2 separate regions of the Homo sapiens genome follow, and region 2 is linked to region 1. A link is a loop called in an ENCODE intact Hi-C map of the cell type or tissue named here. Cell type or tissue: Calu3. All regions are shown on one strand. Links, peaks and the distances in the headings refer to the core of each region. The heading gives the core; the rest is flanking DNA. Region 1 has its middle 46 kb from the start of SYT10. Region 2 holds the start of SYT10 (synaptotagmin 10).

The links. Hi-C counts contacts between places; a loop is a spot of excess contacts. Peaks named below come from ENCODE experiments on the same cell type or tissue, not always from the same donor. Only the 100,000 strongest peaks of a DNase experiment are listed, where the experiment ranks them.
Region 2: it touches region 1 in a loop (2.0-fold over the local background); 1 of 110 quality-filtered maps calls a loop at or near these places.

What each region holds. Positions count from the first base shown.
Region 1 is chr12:33,484,111-33,488,508 of GRCh38, reverse strand. No RefSeq gene overlaps it. Among named protein-coding and RNA genes, the nearest start is that of SYT10, 46 kb to the right of the region's middle. In Calu3, for the core only: no CTCF peak of the experiment used is centred there; a DNase peak (open chromatin) is centred at 2,308.
Region 2 is chr12:33,436,462-33,440,859 of GRCh38, reverse strand. It overlaps SYT10 (synaptotagmin 10), which reads left to right and starts at 1,041. Exons shown (of 7, transcript NM_198992.4): 1 at 1,041-1,488. The coding sequence starts at 1,338. RefSeq lists an enhancer at 1,314-2,130. In Calu3, for the core only: no CTCF peak of the experiment used is centred there; DNase peaks (open chromatin) are centred at 939 and 1,799.

The DNA.
Region 1 (4,398 bases), core at 249-4,248:
GATTTTTTGGTCTTCCTTTAAATAGTGTGAAACTTTATCAGTCAGTTAAGCTTGATCCTTTTGTTTGTTTTTCACTTTGCTAGAGAGAGACTAGTGCTGCCTTTTCTCTGACATCAGTTTAGTCTTACTGCAAGGCTGGGCCCTTCTGGGACCAAGGTTCAGAAAGTGCCTTCAGACAGAAACATAAAGTATTCTTTGCAACTCACCTCATTACTATTTTCTCTCAGGGAGAATAGTCCTTTGATGCCTGTTGCCTAATGTCTGAAAATCACTGTTTGATGTACAGTCATGCATTGCTTAGTAATGAGGATATGTTCTGAGAAATGTGTTGTCTGGTGATTTTTCTTGTTTGAGCATTATCAGGTGTACTTACACAAACCTAGACAGTCTAGCCTACTACACGTCTAAGCTATATGATGTAACTTATTGCTCCTAGGCTACAAACCCATAAAGCATGTCACTGTACTAAATACTGTAGGCAATTGTAACACAATGTCAAGTATTTGCATATCCAAACATATAAAGGTGCAATAAAAATACAATATTATAATCTCATGGGACCACTGTCATATATACAATCTGTCATTGACTGAAACATTATAATATAGCATGTGACTGCATTTTGTTTTATTTTCCAGTTTTTATTTTTATTTTTATTTTTTGCAATAGGAAGGCAAGTCTAGTACCAGCTATTCGGACATGCCAAAAGTTGAAATTTCCTGTTTCATTAAATTTTATGTTTATATTTTCCTTTTCCTTCTATTATTGCATTTGTTGTGTTCTCTTTTTCTAGCTTCTTAGGTTAGATGCTTAACTTATAGAATTTGAGTATTTATTCTTGTCTTTTATATGCATTGAAGACTACATATTTCCTTCAAAGTACTATTTTGGCTGCACTCCACATGTTGTAATGTGGTATATTAAATATATTGCTGAAAACTTTATGTGCATTATAAATTCTTCCTTGCTCTACAGCATATTTAGAATGCTATTTTTAACTTACTCATTTATAATTAACTGAATTACATAATCAGAGCATATTGTTTCTATGGTTAATGTTTATCAGTTATCTGAAAATTTTGAGACTTAATTTATGACATATTAATTGTCAATTTTGGTAAATATGATAAATATTCCATGAATGCTTAAGAAGGTTATGGGTTCCCTAATTTTTACTATATTTATCCATTTTATTAAGCTTATTAATTCTCTTATATTCTTATTAATTTTGCTTGATCTGTCAATTATTTAGAAGGGTATGTTGAAATATCACGATATTGATTACTTTGTCCACAAATGTTTATAGTTATGTCTTGTTTTTGCATATATTCAGAGGTTATGCTATTATGAACTTAATGCTCAGAAATAAATTATGTCTATGAAGACCTGAACCTATTGACATGATATTATGACCTTTCCTTAACAATGTTTTTACTTTAAAATGCATTTTATCATGATATAATGACTCAAAGATTCCTTAAGTAAAAGCAGATAATTTCAAATGACATTAACTTATTCCCACTTTACTTACCTATTCAAGCCTAAATAAAGCCTGATTAGGAGAGACTATGCCTGCATTTCATTTAAAAGTACAGGAAAATATTTTCCCATTGGAAATATTATATCCTTAAATATCAGACTCTCCTGTATCTTCCACTTTAGTATTGAACTATAAAATATTTTATGTAGAAAATGACAGAAATAGACAAGCACAGTCATACACATATTAAAATGCCCCATTAAAAATATCTCAAAAAAGCAAAGAATTTCAGTTGCCCTTCAATTAACTATCCAGAGAATATTTCATATTTGTGGTCAAATAGTCAGTACGTCTTTATACCTTGGTTATTTTTTAAATAATGCCTATCTATAATCTGTTGATTATTTCCTATGAATCAGGCACTAAGCTGTAAATTGTGTATGTATAATCTCAATCACTATGCACACTCGAGCAGGTTATTTGACTTTTTCCTTTACCTCAAATTTTTCATCTTTAAAAAACAGTAATATCAATCAGTCTTCTGAGTTGCTTTTTAGTAATATAAACTTCTGAGAAATGTACTTTTCTGTGAATATTCCTTTAATTAAGAAAGCCTAAGTGCTTTTTAAAACACTATGGTGTTGTATGTTTATACTAAATACATGTGAGTCATAAGAAAAACACAATAAGCCTTCGATTGTACCTGTTTTTAAAGGTACTATTACACACACACGAAACTTAGAATTTCCTCTTTAAAACTGTTTCCAAGTAATGAGACTGGTAAAAGGGCAATTTAATAGCATCAGTAACTGATGGGCTCATTGCCAGGATTTTATTGATCTACTTGTCTACTAAAATGAATCTCCTTTTATACCAATCATTTATTTGTGCTTTATTACTGTATTTACAGTTTTCCTCCTTTACTAAATGTTTTTGTATACTGGTAATTAGGCATTTTCCTTTATATTTTAGTTTTAATACAGGCTCTGGTCAACTTTCCCCTCACTGTCTTCCACCACCTCAACCAAAATCTGACACTTCTCTGGTGGCCCTGCAGGCACACAGTGACCCCCTCACTGGGACTTGTATGTGTAATAAATTTCTTCCTTCCAAACCTCATTCTCATTTCTTCCTGTAGCCATGGTTACTTTACCATACCATATCCAACATAGTCTTAGAAAATATACAATATACGATTTTTGAAATTGTAAATAAGCAGTTTGGGAGGCTTTAGATACGTAGACAATGTCTCAGCAAAGGCTTGAAAAAGACAAGTTTCAAGAGTCACAGTTACTTAGGCACACGAACCAATTAGCTTTCATCTAAAGAAGTATGTATGAAAGTAAGAAAATAGGAAATAAAGTTAGAATATTGTTTGTAGAACTGCTAATGAGTATCATACCATGAAAAAAGAGCTGTGTTTCTTCTTTTTTTTTTTTTTTTTTTTTTTTTTGGAGATGGAGTCTCACTCCTCTGTCGCCAAGCTGGAGTGCATTGGCACAATCTCGGCTCACTGCAACCTCCGCCTCCCGGGTTCAAGTGATTCTCCTGCCTCAGCCTCCCGAGTAGCTGGGACTACAAGTGCACTCCACCATGCCCAGCTAATTTTTGCATTTTTAGTAGAGATTGGTTTTCGCCATGTTAGCCAGGATGGTCTCAATCTCTTGACCTTGTGATCCGCCTGCCCTGGCCTCCCAAAGTGCTGGGATTATAGGCGTGAGCCACCGTGCCTGGAAAGAGCTGTGTTTCTTAAAAATAAAATATTCTATAACTCTACATTGCCCGTGTGTGTTGAATGAAAGAACAAGAAAGTGATCATTAATGTAAGTTAGGAAGTAATGCAAAAAGGAAATTTTAGTGTATGAAATGCTACTCTTATAAACTGAAGAAATTAAATCCATTCTGCCATGCATTCAGCTTTCTTTCAGATTACTCTGCAAGTACATGTGTCAATTTTTCTTTATCTTCTGCCAATCTCCAGCAGCTTTCATTGTATTTTTTTTCCAAAGCAGAACTATTAAAGGCTTTCTTCAGAAACAACAACTGGGCAGTAGTACTCCAAAGCACCCAAAAGAGTTAATGTGCAAAGCCTGTATGTACAGGCACAAAATCGGGGAACAGCATGCGACTAAGATAGCATTGTTTACCCTGCAAGTAATGCCCCTGGTCAGTGCTAATTAGAAAGACTTACAATTCTGGGGATCTTCAATCAATGGGAAGGATTATCCATGAAGGAATACAGTCACCCATGGAAGATGTTACGTGTCCAAATACGAAATATTCCCCTCAGGGAGTTAGGATGAGGCTCATTCACTCATGCATTTGGCAAATATGATTTGAGTTTTTATCACGTGCCAGGCAAAATTCTAGGCAGTGGGAATACAGCAGTCAAGTAAGAGAAGTTTTCATCTTTGTGGTGTTGACATTGTGATGGAAGAACACAGACATTAATCAGTAAGTATTTGAAAAGATACTACCACTTCAGAGAGTCATAAATGTTATGAAGAATGTAAGTTAGAATAGTGGAATTGAGAGTGATTGAAACTTGGGAGTTGGGAAAATAAGCTACTTAAGACAGGGCGTTTGAGTAATGCCTCTTTCAGGAAAGGACATGTGAACTGAGAAGAGACAGAGTTGCAAGGACACAGTCACAGGAAGATAAGGGAGGGATACACTGGCAAGTGTAAGGCTTGGGCTCAGAATCACATTCCCTTCCCCTTAGTTGAGAATTAGAACACCAAGGATGACTACCTATGGCAGAGATGAGTGGATAAGAAGGGAGGATTTAGAAACATGGTACAATATATTCCCTTTTAGAGAGCATGACAGGTGAAAGGTTGTAGTGTATCCTCCCCTAAGGAGAACAAGAAGATCTGAACTAACAAATTGGAATAAAGAGACAGGAAGACCGGATAGGG
Region 2 (4,398 bases), core at 243-4,242, 48 kb after region 1:
TATAAACATATTATATCCTGAAGCCCATGTTTATTATTTTGTCGCTTTAGTTCTACTGATTTGCACCCATTTGCATTAAAGAATTATAAAAACAGGTGAGCTTAAGACATCCGAGTCCAAATCTCCCATTTTACAGACTCAGGCAAAGACCCGAAAGCAGGCCGGCCGTGGTGGCTAGTGCCAGCATTTTGGGAAGCTAAGGCGGTAGGATTGATTGAGCCCAGGAGTTCGAGACCAGCCAGGGCACCATAGTGAGATCCTTGTCTTTACAATAAGTTTAAAAAAAAAAAATAGCGCCTGGAGTCCCTGGAGTCCTAGCTACTAGGGAGGCTGAAGTAGGAGGATCGCCAAGACCTGAAAACAACTTCAAGGTTAGGCTGAGATGTGTGACAGATTTGAACTTAATCCTGTTCCCTTTAACACCCATGTCTTGTTTTAAGTCGCTAAGAAAGGAGATGGAGGGAGTCAAGTTGTGCATTCTCAATCGCCAATTACGGATTAATCGACAGAATCTTATCTGATTATTAGTACAAATAACATTTTATTTTGTGATCTACCTAAGAGGGTTTGCTTATTCACGCATTCTTTTTTCTAATTAACTTTTTCAGTTTTTCTTCGATTGGGATGACTTTTCCAGAAGGGCAGAAGCAGATAGCACAGAAAGTAGAATACATCCGTGGAAAAGTTGGAGAGACAAAGGCGGCGGGGATGGCTGCACTGATGCAGGGAAAAGTATTGGGAAAACGGAGAGGGCTCCTCGGGCCAACTCTGGGCAACGATGAGCATCCCCGGCCTCGGCAGGGGCGCCGGGCCGCCCGCCCTCCCTCCCTCCCTCCCTCGCGAGTCCCTTCTTCAGAGGACGCGGGGAGCCGGGTCTGCGCGCTCCGCCGCCTGTCACCTAGCGCCCGCGCCGGGCTGCGATTGGACGCGTCGCCGCCAGGCACCCGCCAGAAACACCAGTGCGCTGGGGAGAGGAGGGGGGCGTGCTTGCGAGTCGAGGGCTTGCTTTGGCTTTTTTACGGCTCCCCCCTCCCCTCAGCACTCCATGCCGGGTCTCTAGTTCCAGCGCGCCTCGGCTCGCTCGCGCGGCGGGAGAGTTGGCGCAAACCTCGCGGCAGCCGCAGCCTCCTCGCGCGCCTCTCCTTCCCCTACGCCCTCCGCTCCCGCCATGGGGCCAACGTGGGGCTCCTAAGAGTTGCCGGCTCTCAGCGGCGCAATCTCCAGCCAAAGTCACCGCGGGCGGACTATGGCTTAGGGCGCCAGAGGGGTTAGAGGTACGGGAAGAGGAAAAGACGGCTAACTGGGAAAAAAAGAGAAAACGAAAGAAAAGCCAAACGATGAGTTTCCACAAGGAGGACGGAGTGAACAGTCTGTGCCAGAAGGCTCTGCACATCGTCACCGAGCTGTGCTTCGCCGGCCAGGTGGAGTGGGAGAAGTGCTCGGGCATCTTCCCTCGGGACAGGGGCAGCCAGGGCGGAAGCAGCACAGGTAACCGGGAGGGCTCCGCTCGCGTCCTCGCGCTCCGCTGGGACCCCGCGCGCTAGGCTGCAAGCTCCGGGGTTCTGCGCCTCCCGCGCCGCTCCCGCGGCATATTTGGGGCGCCACGCTTTCCTACCTCGCTCCTTCCTTCGCTCAGCTCCTGACGACTTCGAGGGTGGGGCGTTTGGGTTTTGTTTCCTCCTGTCCACCTGCCGGGCTTCTCCCATTCTCTGGTCCGCTTCCCGCCTCCCGGCGCCGTCTCCCGCTCCCAGCCTCGCCGCGCCTCTCCGCGTTCTCCCACGCCTCCCATCTCCCTCCCGGAGTGGAGAAGTGAGTGCGGGCGGTGACGGCGCCGGGACGGCTCGCGGCTTGGCTGCTTGTGGGGGCGGCTCACCTGTGGGACTAGGGCTGCTCTCGCTCGTTCCACCGGCCGCTGGTCCCGGCCTTGTTGATGGGGGCCAGGCGGGACGGACAAGCCATGCTTGGACGCAGAACTCCCTTGCAGAGGTGGCTGCCTTGGCCTCCGAGGTAACCCGCGGCTGCAACCTGTCGGGCACCTGACAATTTCTAAAGCCCTTTTAATATATATGATTTTCTAGGGTTTCATGACAAAGTTGGTAAAACAAGGATTATTGATCCCATTTGTGAGGCGACACCTAAAGCTCAGAGCACATATCGAAGAAGTGGAAGAGAGGGGAGACGTTTAAAATCCCTAGCACACGCACGCTCTCAGACATCCAACTCACAGACGTCCTCCCTACCCTTCAGGAAACTAGGAAATGGGCTGGATGCAGGAGGATATCGACCGTCGGAAATCTGGAGATGGAAAAAAGTCTCAAGTGGATTTTCCTCAAGGCTTGGGGGTGGAAAGGATCGAATCCAAGCCACTGTTTGGGTCACGGTTGGGGAAAAGGTTGGTGTGTCCAGCCTGCTGTGCTCCTCGGGCGCACGCGAGGTGGATCCCCGAGTTGCGGGCTGCGTGGTTTCAAGAGCCGCTTGAGAGGGTCACTTGTTGCACTAGGAGTCAAAAAACACTGCTTTGGGGATTTTCGACTGGAAGGTTGCCATTCCTTCTCTAGGTTCTTTCCCTTTGCTTTTCCTGTCATTTTGATCTCCTGGCGGGATTTTAAGAGTTGAAGGTAGTCAGGGCAACAAGAGCTGGACAGCCAAGCTCAGGACAACATGGAGCCCTGCGTGCTGGGAGGGAGCAAAGCGGGGCACACTTAGTGAATCCTCTCCACCACCACCCCTGCGTCAAAGCCAAGCGGGGAGTGGGAATGGGTTTAGTTTAGCTTTTACATTCCATCGTTCACATGGGTAGCTGCAGGGTTTGGTATTCTCTGATCCACGGCAACGTGAGCCAAGGGGGCTCTGTCTGCACTTGGCAGAGCTTGAAGATATGCCGCTGCTTGGACCCTGGATAGGGAAACTTTAAAATTTTCTCAGTGTATAAACACAACTGAGAATCATTTCCATTCGTTCAGTAGGTGTTAAATTCCTAGGAGTGTATGAAACTCAGTGGAAGGCACTGTGTGAGCATGTTGTATTCTGTGTCGTGCGTATCGTTGCTAAGTATGAGGTAAAGACCAGAATAGTGTGACCTCAGAGTCCTCTGTGGTGATATTAGATAAGCTTTTCTGAAACGTCTTTAGTGACCCACTTGCTAAAGGTAACACTCAGAGAAGGGGCTACACTGGACGAAATGAGAGTATTTAAGTTTGAAGATTGTGCTTTGGTAATTGAACAGTTGATGCTGTAAATAAAACTACTGATTTTCCTCTTTCCTGCCCTTTTGTGATCACACACCAAATAGTGGTTTCCCGGGTCTCAGACTGGCTGGTAATGAGGAAAATATGTGGAAGTTAGAAACCAAATCCCAGCTCTGAAATCTGTCCAAAATGCACAACTGTATCAGCTTCAGATAAACTATAGTATATGAATTATAGAAATAGTTCTCAGTTTTTCCTAATCACTGCAAGAAGTAGTTGTAGTCTGAATTCCTTTTGAACTTTTCCCCTTGGGAATAAAAAGTGAGAAAAATTAGTCTAAAACAATTGCAAGAATATTTTCCTCCCCTTAAGAGGCAAAATAGACTACATAATATATACAAGTGGGGTATTCGATTTATAATATAGGAACACACATATTTATTGGCTATTACTAGGAAAGATATTCTACTAAGTTGTGTATGACATATAAAGACAAGATTGCTATACGTTTTTCATTTGCGAATCCAAGCAACAGTTAGAAGTAAAATACTTTAATCTGCAAATAGACACTCAAAGTTAATAGATATCTATGAAGTGGATTTAAAGATTGTTTGCCAAATATTTAATTATATTTCTTAGCCACCCAGCGTCACACTGTTCTTTAAAGTAGATTTTCTTATAACTTGTGCTCTCATGCTTGTTATTATAGGTTCCTAAATAAAGCACTTCCAGTGATCCTTCTACTCATCGTTTAATGAGAAGGCCATTTTTGGTAGGAAGACATCAACAATGTTGAATGGCACAGTGCTTATTTACTTTGAAAGTTAATCAGCACTGCCCAGATGGTATTGGTTGTTCTAACATTACAGTGATAATTACAAGCTCCAAAATTGTGTATATTTTTAATTCCTTCACATAGAGATAGTGGGAGAGAAATTCAGGTAATTCCAGTTAAAATCATTCTACATGAAGGGAGCTACAAATCATGTATATATGTAAGATATTATCTTACGGGTTTTGCAAATGCCAGTGAAGTGCAAGTATCACCATTATTTTTACCATATCAGCAGTAGCAGAAGCAGCAGCAGTATTGTTGCCATTGAGGATCTCACAGTCACAATATGATCACAACATGACTGATCTCATACTTTAATAAAATTGGTGAAGACTTACACTAAAGTTGCCAACACAAGTTCATTTACTCTTTTGG